Linked DNA regions of Homo sapiens: region 1 is linked to region 2. Evidence: read pairs that join two places in POLR2A ChIA-PET (ENCODE). Cell type or tissue: CD4-positive, alpha-beta T cell. All regions are shown on one strand. Each heading gives the region's core, and the rest is flanking DNA. Links, peaks and the distances in the headings are about the cores only.

The links. Peaks named below come from ENCODE experiments on the same cell type or tissue, not always from the same donor. Only the 100,000 strongest peaks of a DNase experiment are listed, where the experiment ranks them.
Region 1: POLR2A ChIA-PET joins it to region 2 with 5 read pairs; 4 of 35 experiments call an interaction of 5 or more read pairs at or near these places.

What each region holds. Positions count from the first base shown.
Region 1 is chr14:99,232,966-99,238,277 of GRCh38, forward strand. The region is part of intron 2 of BCL11B (BCL11 transcription factor B); the gene reads right to left. Among named protein-coding and RNA genes, the nearest start is that of BCL11B, 37 kb to the right of the region's middle. RefSeq lists an enhancer at 4,205-4,729. In CD4-positive, alpha-beta T cell, for the core only: no CTCF peak of the experiment used is centred there; DNase peaks (open chromatin) are centred at 1,536, 2,096, 2,426, 2,856 and 2 weaker places; H3K4me3 peaks cover 5,000 bases; H3K27ac peaks cover 5,000 bases.
Region 2 is chr14:98,227,137-98,232,448 of GRCh38, forward strand. All of the region lies in intron 1 of LOC105370656 (a long non-coding RNA gene), which reads left to right. Among named protein-coding and RNA genes, the nearest start is that of LINC02295, 94 kb to the left of the region's middle. In CD4-positive, alpha-beta T cell, for the core only: no CTCF peak of the experiment used is centred there; DNase peaks (open chromatin) are centred at 375 and 2,725; H3K4me3 peaks cover 1,151 bases; H3K27ac peaks cover 2,727 bases.

The DNA.
Region 1 (5,312 bases), core at 170-5,169, 1.0 Mb after region 2:
ACCAACAAAGACCTCATACTAGGTGAGGCCTCGGGCCCAGGGTATTTCTGAGCTGGGGATAGCCCTGGAAGGATGTGGCTGAGGAACCAGTAAACAGTTTCAGCCTCAGATGCTGAGGGGAAGGCCATGCTAGATTTAGTGCCATCCCTCAAGGAAGGTCAGGACCTGCCTCCTCCTGGAAGCCTGCCCTAGCCTGAACCTTCCAGCACTGGACACTGCATTTGATCCTGTCCACTGGTGGTCTCAAATCCCTATGTAGGCCTTCCCTGCAGACCACCGAGGGCTCTGGGTCATCCATCATCATGACAGCCACCTCGCTCAGAAAAGATCCACATTCCACTGGGGGAAAACTGAGGCTTAGGGAGATCTGAGACTGGAACCCAGTTGTGTCCCCGAAGCCCGCAATGCTCTGCTTCCCTCTAGGGCTGCAGCTGGGTAAGTGACCAGGGGTCCTGGGATCTCTAGAGCAACGGCCACATAGTGGGCGGAAGTCTGAGATCCCTGGGCTCAATCCAGCCATTGGAAGCTGCAAAGGCCAAACCCAGGCTCTGGTTCCTGGGTTCTGGGTGAGGCCACGACACAGCCAGCACCATTTATCACTACTGAGAAACCAGCAGAAGCAGCTCGAGGCCTGGTAAGGGTTGTCCCAGGTGCTAAGAAGCTGACTCTGTCTCCGTGGTGGGAGGAACCGTTGCAGAGCAGGTAGAAAACAGGCATCTGGCCACACCCTTCTCCTGGAAACGTCCAAGGTGGGGCTCAGACCAGGGTCTGTAAAGGCGATGTCACACACCACACGTTGTTCCCTGCATAGGGGTCAGGGGGTAGGCCGCCCTGGACAGGTTTCCCCAGAGTCTCATTAGCAATTGTGACCTTGCTGAAGTCCACCTGCTCCAGGGACCGGCTCAACTGAGGCAGGGGAGGGGGGCAGCCGGGAGAGGGGCTTCAAATCCCAAGCTCTACAGGGCCTCTCTGGGGCTCCCAGAGCACCTTCTACACTGGGAGAGGTTTCCACACGGGGCAGCTCAAACCCAGAGCCCTTCCCAAGGGTGGAACTCAAGAAATCTGAAGCTACTGCAAAAGCCCAAAGTGATGAAAGGAGCCACCTACGGCATGACTCCATGGATACGAAATGTTCATAAGAGGCAAATCCACGGACACAGAAAGTAGCAGTTGCCAGGGGCTGGGGGGAGCCAGTAGGGGTGTGAGGGGTGGCTAATGGGCACAGAGTTTCTTCGGGGGGTGATGAAAATGCTCGGGACTTAGACAGGAGTGACGGCTGCACGACATTGTGAATAGATCCAAAACCACTGATTGTACACTTTAAAATGGTCAATTGTACATCATGTGACTCTTACCTCAACTTGAAAAAACAGCCTCAGTACCTGTCCCAGGCTACCTCCCAGCCCCCATCCTTCCTCAGAGGAGGGGTATTTGCCTTTAAAAGTGAAGCTGGGAAATCCAGAAAGCACTTAAGGAGCGCTTGAGATGTGGGACAGGGTATGCACCCACACACGCACAGAGGAAGCCACCAGAGCTCCCAGGCCGCACAGCCTTGAGGACCGAGAGGACTGGATTCAAATTCCTCCTCGGCTGTCTCCTGGCCTCGTGACTGAAGGTGAGTCACTTTCTCAGAGCCTCAGCTCCCTCAACTTTAAAGGAAGGGTCAGGTCAGCCCTGAGCCAGAGCCGGAGATCCAGGAAACTCACCAAACGGTCACTATCATTCTCTTGCTTTCCATTCTGAAACTTTCCCCACTCCCTATGGTCCTTTCCAAGGCATCATCGCTGCCCAGCGAAGAAAGCAAGAGGATGTTCTCTGAGCATAGCAAAGCGCCCTGCAAAGACCTGCAAGACACTCCCAAAAAAACGCTGGCTTTGGAGGTCTATGCACAAAAAAAAAAAAAAAAAAAAAAAAAGTCTAAAAATAAGGCCCCTAAAATGCCTCTTCTTAGGCTCCAAAACAGGGCAATGCTAGATAAGCTCATTCTTGATGCCTTCATGGGTTTAAGCATTCCACAGGGGTCTGTCACCCGTCTCTCTTCTAGAGGGACTTTGCAGAGGCTCCTGCTCCGTTCCTCACACATGCGCACTCACCCAGCGAACACGCCCACCGCCGAGGAGCGTGGAGACACAAAAACGCCTGGAAAAGCCCCATCCGGGTTTCAGGGGGAATTCGAGCCTTCCCCACCCCTGAAGCCTCTGGGGCGTCCCCTCCCAAATGGGAGGATTACAGATTCCATGTTCAGAGCTGGAGAGAGGTGGTCTGGAATACACTGTGCAGGAGACGAGTATTTTTCTCCCTACTGGTGCCTTTCAATTGATACATTTTTTTAAGCTGAGAACTCCTACTGATAGTGCAGAAATGAGTCATAGATCAAGGAAGGAGACAGCCAGGGAGGCAGCGCGTGTGAGTGAGGGACACTGGCAAGGGAACCTGACAGTCCCCGCGCCCCCTCCCCCCATGCCAAGACATTAATTCTCACAAGTCGGAGAAAATTACTATGCATGAATGCAAAAAGCATGATCAGGAGTAATTAACATGGCTTCATATGCAAATTTTATTAATGCAGAAGTACAAAGTCATTATGCAAATGAAACTTACGTCAACTCTCTTGACAAATATTCATCTCTGAGGCTCAAGTTTCTCCCTTTTTATTTATTTATTTATTTATTTTTCTCTCCCCCCTCTCTTTTATCTTGGGCTTCTTTTTTTTTTCTTTTTTCTTTTTTTGGTGGGGGAAGGACAGCGGGGGGAAGGAGGTGGCGCTGGTGGACGCTACAGCGGTGGCAGCAGCAAGCCACAAGGACTGTTTGACAAGTTTGCAAAGTTGTTTTCCAACCAGAGAAATTTATTCTTGCATTGTTGATTTTTTTTTCTTTTTTTTGGTTGTTGGCAGGTACAAGACAGCTCATAGGAGAAGGGGGAAAAAATTAAAAAAATTAAAAAAAAGCTCTGGGCAGCAGGCAGCCAATCAAAACGCCAGAGCCTGTAATGAGGGCGATTGATGGCTGTTTGGCTTTTACTGCAGGGTAATGAACTAGAATCCAGTCTGAGGAGGGGGAAAAATATGAATATTCATGAGACTGTGCTCCTGCCTTTGATGATTAAAGAAATTTTTAATATTCAAATAAGCGCTTGCCAAGTGATTAACAAAGAACAAGCACGCAGAAATATGGAAATGGGAGCCGGGAAAGATTTGAGAGGCGAACGTACTGTGCAGGAAAGGCAGCGCCAAATTTCATAAACAAGATAGGCAGATAACCCAATTCGCACGCGGGCAAATAAAAATATTTTTTTCTGATCACTTAAATATTTTGCCAGCTACTTTGTCTTAAGGATGATAGAAAAAAAATGCTAAGTATTAAGAGCGTGAGGGGGAAAAGAAATAACGTGAAGTCAAATGCCTGGCTCACATTTAAAAATCATTATCCTGATCCTAGCTCATCTCCTCCCACCCCAACGGGAAATTAGGATTCTTTTTCCGGTTTGCTACAGAGGGAAGATGGAGGAGAAGCCAGCACAGACTTGAAACTCCAGTGTGTGAGATTCAGGCCTGCCTGTTCTGGGTAGGCACAGGCATGAACTGTGGTCATCTGGCACTTCTAGGCTGGTCCAGAGGGAACCCTGATGTCTAGAGGGCAGGGGATGTGACGCTGGAGAGCTCAGGCCTCCTGGAGGCTCAGGCCCTGGTCTAAACACAAGGAGAAGATGGTCTTTAGGAGAGCAGGGGGCACCTCTTGAGAAGCTGAAAGGGCTCTGATCTTCAGCACAGGGCCTGGCCCGGGGATCTTCAGGGCCGTGAGGAAAAGCGCCCTCCACCCATCCCAACGGCTCCAAGAGCTGTCTGCTAAGACTGCACGCTCATATTTTAACAGCTCCACCATGGGTTCACATTGAAGCACATAATAACAGTATTAGCTGGTAAAATGATCCTGCAGTTAAAATACATCTAATTAGCAGCCCATGACATCCATTTTGGCAATTTCCTATTTGAAAGAAGTGGAGTGCAACCTTAAATGAGACAGGAACTGGGTGTTCACCTGACAAGACTGGCCTTCTCTCATCATTTGTCTTTCTCTCAATCCCTTTTTTTGGGGGGCTGTGGGGGGTGTAGAGGGGGAGTGGCTGAGACAGCAGGAATAGAGAAGAACAATTCTAGGGAGACTTCTTCGTTTGCTCAATTTCAGAGCTACACAGGTCTTTGGGGTTGAGGGTGACTCAAAAAATAAATTCCTTCACTCCACAGGTATTATTTCATTTCTTTTTTTTTCTTTTTTTTTTTTTTTAGCTTTTAATTACCAAGGTCTAGGAACCAGCAATGACTGGAACTTGTTTTCCATTTCATTGTAAAATATATACCAACAATCATCATCATAAAGCAGAAAGGGAAAGCAAAGCATTTAAGTGAACACGCAGGTTACCATGAAAAGCTGCAAGTCTAGGGTGGGTCCCCAAGGCAGGACCAGAGAGGGAGTGGGTGTGCCACGTGGCTCAGCTCACTGCCCCAGAGCATCTGGGGGACCTAGAAATGCCAGGCAGGGCGATGGAGCTCCCCAGGCCCCACCTCCCACTCCTGGATTCTCATTCTCCATCAGACACCACTGTTTTGTCTGGGCACCCGATGGCCATTACGGGTCTCTAGTCCCTTGTTGCCACGGGTTTTGGCTTGGGGGTGAACATGTAGGTGTCCTTGGAAAGAAGAGCAACGAAAAGGGAAAGTCAGGTCTCACAAGGGTTTGCACAGCTGTGTTTAAAGAGTTCCTTCGGGGTCATTACACGGGAGACATAAAAACAGTTCGAATCTACGTTTGGCCTCTATGTGGGCGGCTAGCTGAAAGACAGCAGTCCTTGCAGGTGGCTGAGGAGGGTAAGAATTCACATGCAGGTGAAAGAGCCTGTCCAGCATCCTTCATCAACCATCTAGGCCCTAATGGATCCAGAGAGGGTCACTGAGGAGTGCCAGGCTGCAGGAAGTGAGGTGGGTTCACCAGGGGCCTCCAGGAACATGGGCAACTGCTCATCTTTGGGTTGAGACCACTTCTACCATCACTTCCACAAACGGCCATCCAGAGATTCCCCACAGGCCACCCACGACCCTGTGTGGCCACCAGGGTATCCACCTGCACCCACCGTGAGAAGGCTTGGCCGTGAGGGAGACTAGAAGCACACCTCAGGGAGCACCCTGAGCCAGGCTGCCCTACTCTAAGCTCCTCCTCTTGGAGCACTTCCGAAATCTCATCCCAGAAAATGGAGAGGCAGAGCCAAGGAATGATCGCGTCCCCCACCGACACTACCAAAACCTTTCTCCTCCT
Region 2 (5,312 bases), core at 46-5,045:
CAATCTCTTAGTTGACAGAGGAGTAAACTGAGACTTGGAGAGGTGGCTGTGCTTGGCAAAGCTCACCGGGTTCATTGGTTGGAGCAGAGCTCCACACGGAGCCAAGGCTCCTGGCTTACAGATCCAGATGAGACCACCCTCAGCCTTCCAGACCATGGCTCCTGGCTAGGGCTGCTGATCTCCCAGGGTGCATTTCACAGCCCAGACCAGCCCACAGAAAGAGGGAGAGAGGGTGATGTGTGAACTGCTTCAGAGCGAAACTTGAAAGGAGATGAGCCGAAACTCGAAACAAGATGAACTGACTGTGTCCTGGCTCAGAGTAAGCCGTGGGTGGGCTGGCCTTAGACCCAGGTCTGGAAGCCCCGGCCAGCGCCTTTGATGGGGCCTAGCAACTGGGCCCAGCTCAGCAGTTTCTGACAGTTTCAGCCTCGAACAAGCAAAACTCAGGCCGGAGTTCATGTGAAGTAGAGAGCTCACATGAACACCCAGCTCAAAGTGAAACGTGGGGCAGTGAGAATTCACACAGCCTGAAACCAAACAGGGAAAAAAGACATTTAATGAGTGCCCTTCAGCTCACCAGCACTGCCTGCCTTCCCTACAATTTACTTCCACCGTTCAGCCTAACTCAATTTCGGGAGTCACAACTACCTCAAAGGCAAGACAGTGCATCCACAGAAGGAATACTGGGGTCCCAGAGATCTGGGCTAGAATCCCGGACCTATGGTTTAGTGCTGTGCATCCTCAGGGTAGTGACTTCACTTCTCTGAGCTATAGTGTATGGATAAGGGAAGGATAATAAGACCTGCTTTACCAAGCTGTTAGCCATAGTATCAGCAGTAGAAAGTGCTGTTGAGCTCTGTGTGCCAATCTGCTCTGTGATTTTTATTTGATATTCCTTTTAACCCTTTTTCCAGCAGTTCCATGCCTGTCCCATTGACATCTTCATTTCTATAAACAGTTCTATTGAGATATAATTTACATACCATAAAATTTACCTGTTTCCAGTGTACCAGCATCATTTTATAAAGGAGAAACTGATGCTCAAAGAGGTTGAGTTTGCCACAGATCACGTGGTACAGGACAGGTATGGGCAATTTTTTTCTGTTAAAGGCCAGATGGTAAATATTTTTGGCTTTGGGGCCTTAAGGTCTCTGTCACAACTACTAATTATTCCTTTGTAGTACCCAACAGCACAGAAAATATGTAAACAAATTGGTGTGGCTATGTGGCAATCTTTTTTTTACAAAAGCAGGTGGCAGAGTTGGACCTGCTGGCCCCTGGTGCGTGATCTTCCACTACTTAAGACTCTATCATGATTGCCCAGGCCATTGAGAATTATATCTGACTTCCTTGTGTTCTAGAGGCCCCCAGGACCTAGCCAGGACTCCCCAGGGCAGGCGGACCCGCTGGCTGGTGCTCAGTCTCCCACCTCTCCCCACTCAAGCTTGGTCAATCTCTTCTCTCCTTCTGCAGTGTTCTGCTCTCTTTTGCATGGCTGGTTTTCTCTTTTCCTTTAGGTCTCAGATTAAATGCTGCTTCCTCACAGAGCCCTTCCTGACAATGCTACAGATCACTTGCTGGGATTCACTATACTTCCCTTGCTTGCCCCCTTCAAAACACCCAACTCTTCTTGCAATTTTTTTATTAATTTGTGTCTTTGCTTTTTTCTTCATCAACTTCCCTCATCAGCATAAACTCCACAGAACAGGAATCATACACATCCTGTTCTATATCCCTCTCTGATCAACACAAAGAAGGGGCACCATGTGAATTTGTGAAATGGATGCAAGTGAGGCACTGGCCCTTCTTTTGAGTTTCACAGTCCATGCTCTGGCCATTTGTCCACTGCCATCCATGGCCTCCTGTAGACAACCTTGGCAGAATTAAGAGCATCCCTTAATTCCTTGCTCCTCCCACCCACCCCCCAAAGCTGATTCAAGCTTGGCAATGAAGATACATATCCTTAACTGATATCAGTAGCTTTGATACTGTGGGTAAAAAAGCTCTAAAATTATTTTTTGGCAGGGCGCAGTGGCTCATGCCTGTAATCCCAACACTTTGGGAGGCCGAGGTGGGTGGATCACCTGAGGTCAGGAGTTTGAGAGCAGCCTAGCCAACATGGTGAAACCCTGTCTCTACTAAAAATACAAAAAAATAGCTGGGTGTGGTGGCGGGTGCCTGTAATCCCAGCTACTCAGGAGGCTGAGGCAGGAAAATTGCTTGAACCCGGGAGGCGGAGGTTGCAGTGAGCTGAGATTACACCACTGCACTCCAGCCTGGGTAACAAGCGAAACTCCGTCTCAAAAAAAAAAAAAAGATTTTTTTCATCCGCCATCCTCCTACTCCAAGTTTCTTAAAGAGATTGAGAGATGGTCTGAAATGTGGGATTGGAGCTATGACAAGGGAAGATTTTTCCTGAAGACTCAGGCTGATGGAGTCCTGGGTACTCCCGTTCTTAGGGACTGAACAAGACATCCCTTGTCCCCAGTGCAGCCTCTGGTTTCTTCTCTCAGATGCAGGAGAAAAGTAAGAATACCCCCTCCTGTCTTTTTATTAATTTCCTTTCTGGTTGTCCGAACAACTGTTTTCGTCCTGGAAACATTTAGAAATTGTACACATGCTCCTTATTTTCGACCTTTCCTTTACTTCTCTTCACTCATTGAAACCCGCTTGAAAGGCTGGGGGCAGCCTGCCAATTTCTCTAACCCTAAAAGAAGAAAAAGAAAACAACATAAAACCTCAGGCAAACGTGTTTAAAATGCAGACAGTGGTTCACTTCCATTTTCATCTTCCAGTATCAGTCTGTATAAATCAGAAGCTGGGGTTGCTGGGTTATCATGTACATTCTTGATTTGCAGTGATGCAAGTCACTTTATTCAACATCAAGAAACAAATGTGGATGCTGCTCCAGGGATGAAAGGGTTTCTCCGTTCAAACTCCGCTCTCTGGAATGTGTTTAACTGAGTAGAAGAAGATGATCGAATAAGCGGACAGTCTCGTCTCATCACGGGTGTTCCCTAAACTCTGTGTTTCTGGATGTGCCCTGCTGGTCAAAATTGGAAACAGGTTGGGAGAGTTGAAAGAGTCCCAGTCATGTCTACTTGAATTTGATTGTTGACTTCATCAATGACTTTCTGTCGGAAGTTAGCTACATTTTTCAGTCTTTGAGATCTTTAGCTTTCCTTTAAACTAAGTCAGAATAACAGTACTAATGCTGCAGGCTGACTTTGGTAATAGAGGTGTCGTCTGTGTAAGGGGTCAGTATGTGCCCATCTCATCGAAGGCCCTCAATAAAAGGAAGGCAGTGTTATTGTGACAACATTTTCTCTAGTCTGTGGCCTTGGCTGTGGAGTGTTCTCCTGCACATCATGCATACAAAACACCCCATATGTTTGATGTGAGCTCCGGGGTCTGCGACCAACCGTGATTTGAAAAGCAGATGTTATTAATCTTCTAAACACTGCACATCAGCCATGATGTCATTTAGGACTGACAGTGGATGCGCTGCCTCCTTCCCTTTTGGAGATAATTATTTTGAAGCACTAGGAGAGGCCGTTTGTTTTTTAAGACAGTTGGGGCCAATTTGCCTTTTGAGAATCCAGTGGCAGCCTGTAATGAAAACATGAAAATAAGCACGGGCCCCAAGCTCAGACATTCAAGGCAGGAAGGCTGCAAAGCAGAGCAAAGCTCCATGTGGACCGCGAGTGCCTGCCTGTAACCTATGGAAGAGTGGAAGGAAGGTGGTGGAGAAGCCAGCTCCTGGAAAAGTGCCGCAGCAAGAGGACATGCTCGTCGTGGCATAGGGAATGTCTCACAGAGTCCAGACTTCAGAATACTGAAGGAGCTATTTCCAGGTTTGAATTGCCTAGCAATGAGGCTCTATTATCACAAACCAGGATGGGATGGGCCCATCTCTGGAAGCAGTGCAGGAATACATTCAACTCAACAAATGTTCATTGTGCACCTGCCATGTGGGAGAGAATGATGACCACAGGTTTATGGCTCCTTCCCTGGAAGGAGCTCAGAGACAAGGGTAAGCTGATATTGACCACACATTGTGTAAGGCACATGATGGGCATCCCTCATCTGATCTTCTTCCCATAGCACCGCAAAGTAGGGAATGTACAAATCCACAGAGATAAGGAAGTCTGAGAGGCAGGAACAACAGACAAAGGGTGTCAAGTACTAGGACCTTAGAGAATAGGTGAGAAGGCAGCAAATCACTTGGCTGACAGTAAGAACAACACCAAAGTGTCTGCCTGGGGTAGGGGCATCAAGGGCCAGGGAGATGTGCACTGGGGAGTCCTGGGGAGGCTGAGGATGGGACAACCACTTGCCTCTGAAGGCCAGATTCAAGGTCAGACTGAATACAGGATGACTGGCCAGGAGGCTACTTCCACCCTGCCGCAGCATGAACTGCTCCTTCCACCCTACCCTGCCAGAGACAAGAGACATGGAGTTTAGTCTGTAGAAGAACTGAACTAGGAAGGCTCCAGATCCCAGGTAGCCCAGTGAAACCAAGAAGATTTGGTGAAAGTGTAGTGACTGCATGGTGAGATCCTTCACACCCGTTGCCTCAATTCACTTCCCCTACTTGGCCACCAGAACATGGTTAGGATGAGAGAGGCCAGGCAAGGGATAGGAGCTTTATCATCATTGGAAACTCTGAGCAGCTGATGATCCAGGACCTACAAATATTAAAATTTGGAGTTGAACCAGTGAAAGAGCTAAGTCTTTTATCTATTTTAAAGCAAAGTGTTTGACAAATCTCACCCAGCACACGCAGCCTCCACACAAGCTATGGCTCCACGCTGTTCATTGTCAATGGGCAACAAAGGATCATATGTATTTGAGAAAAGCATGAACTTCAGACTCTAAATCTAAAAGGAAAAGGAGACACTGCAGGGAACAGAAGATAATTATATAATTTAGAGAAATAAAAGAAGATACTGCATCTATTGCAAAAGAATAAGACGCTATTAAAAGAAAACATTTGGAGCAAAAGAAAACTGTCTCAGGATTCAAAGTGCGTTAGCACTTAACACTACTGAGTTACACGCTGAAAAATGATTAAGAGGGTGGATTTTATACTATATATATTTTGCGCAGTTAAAAATTTTTAAAGTATCTAAATAGTTTCACAAAGGATACATACATATGTCATATGTATATGGGATATATAATGAACCCCTTCAAATCAATAATATGAAGACAAATAACCCAATAAAAAATGGACAACAGACACTTCATAAAAGAATATAAAGAATATAGACAAATGGCCAATAAGGACATAAAAAAATGCTCAACATCAT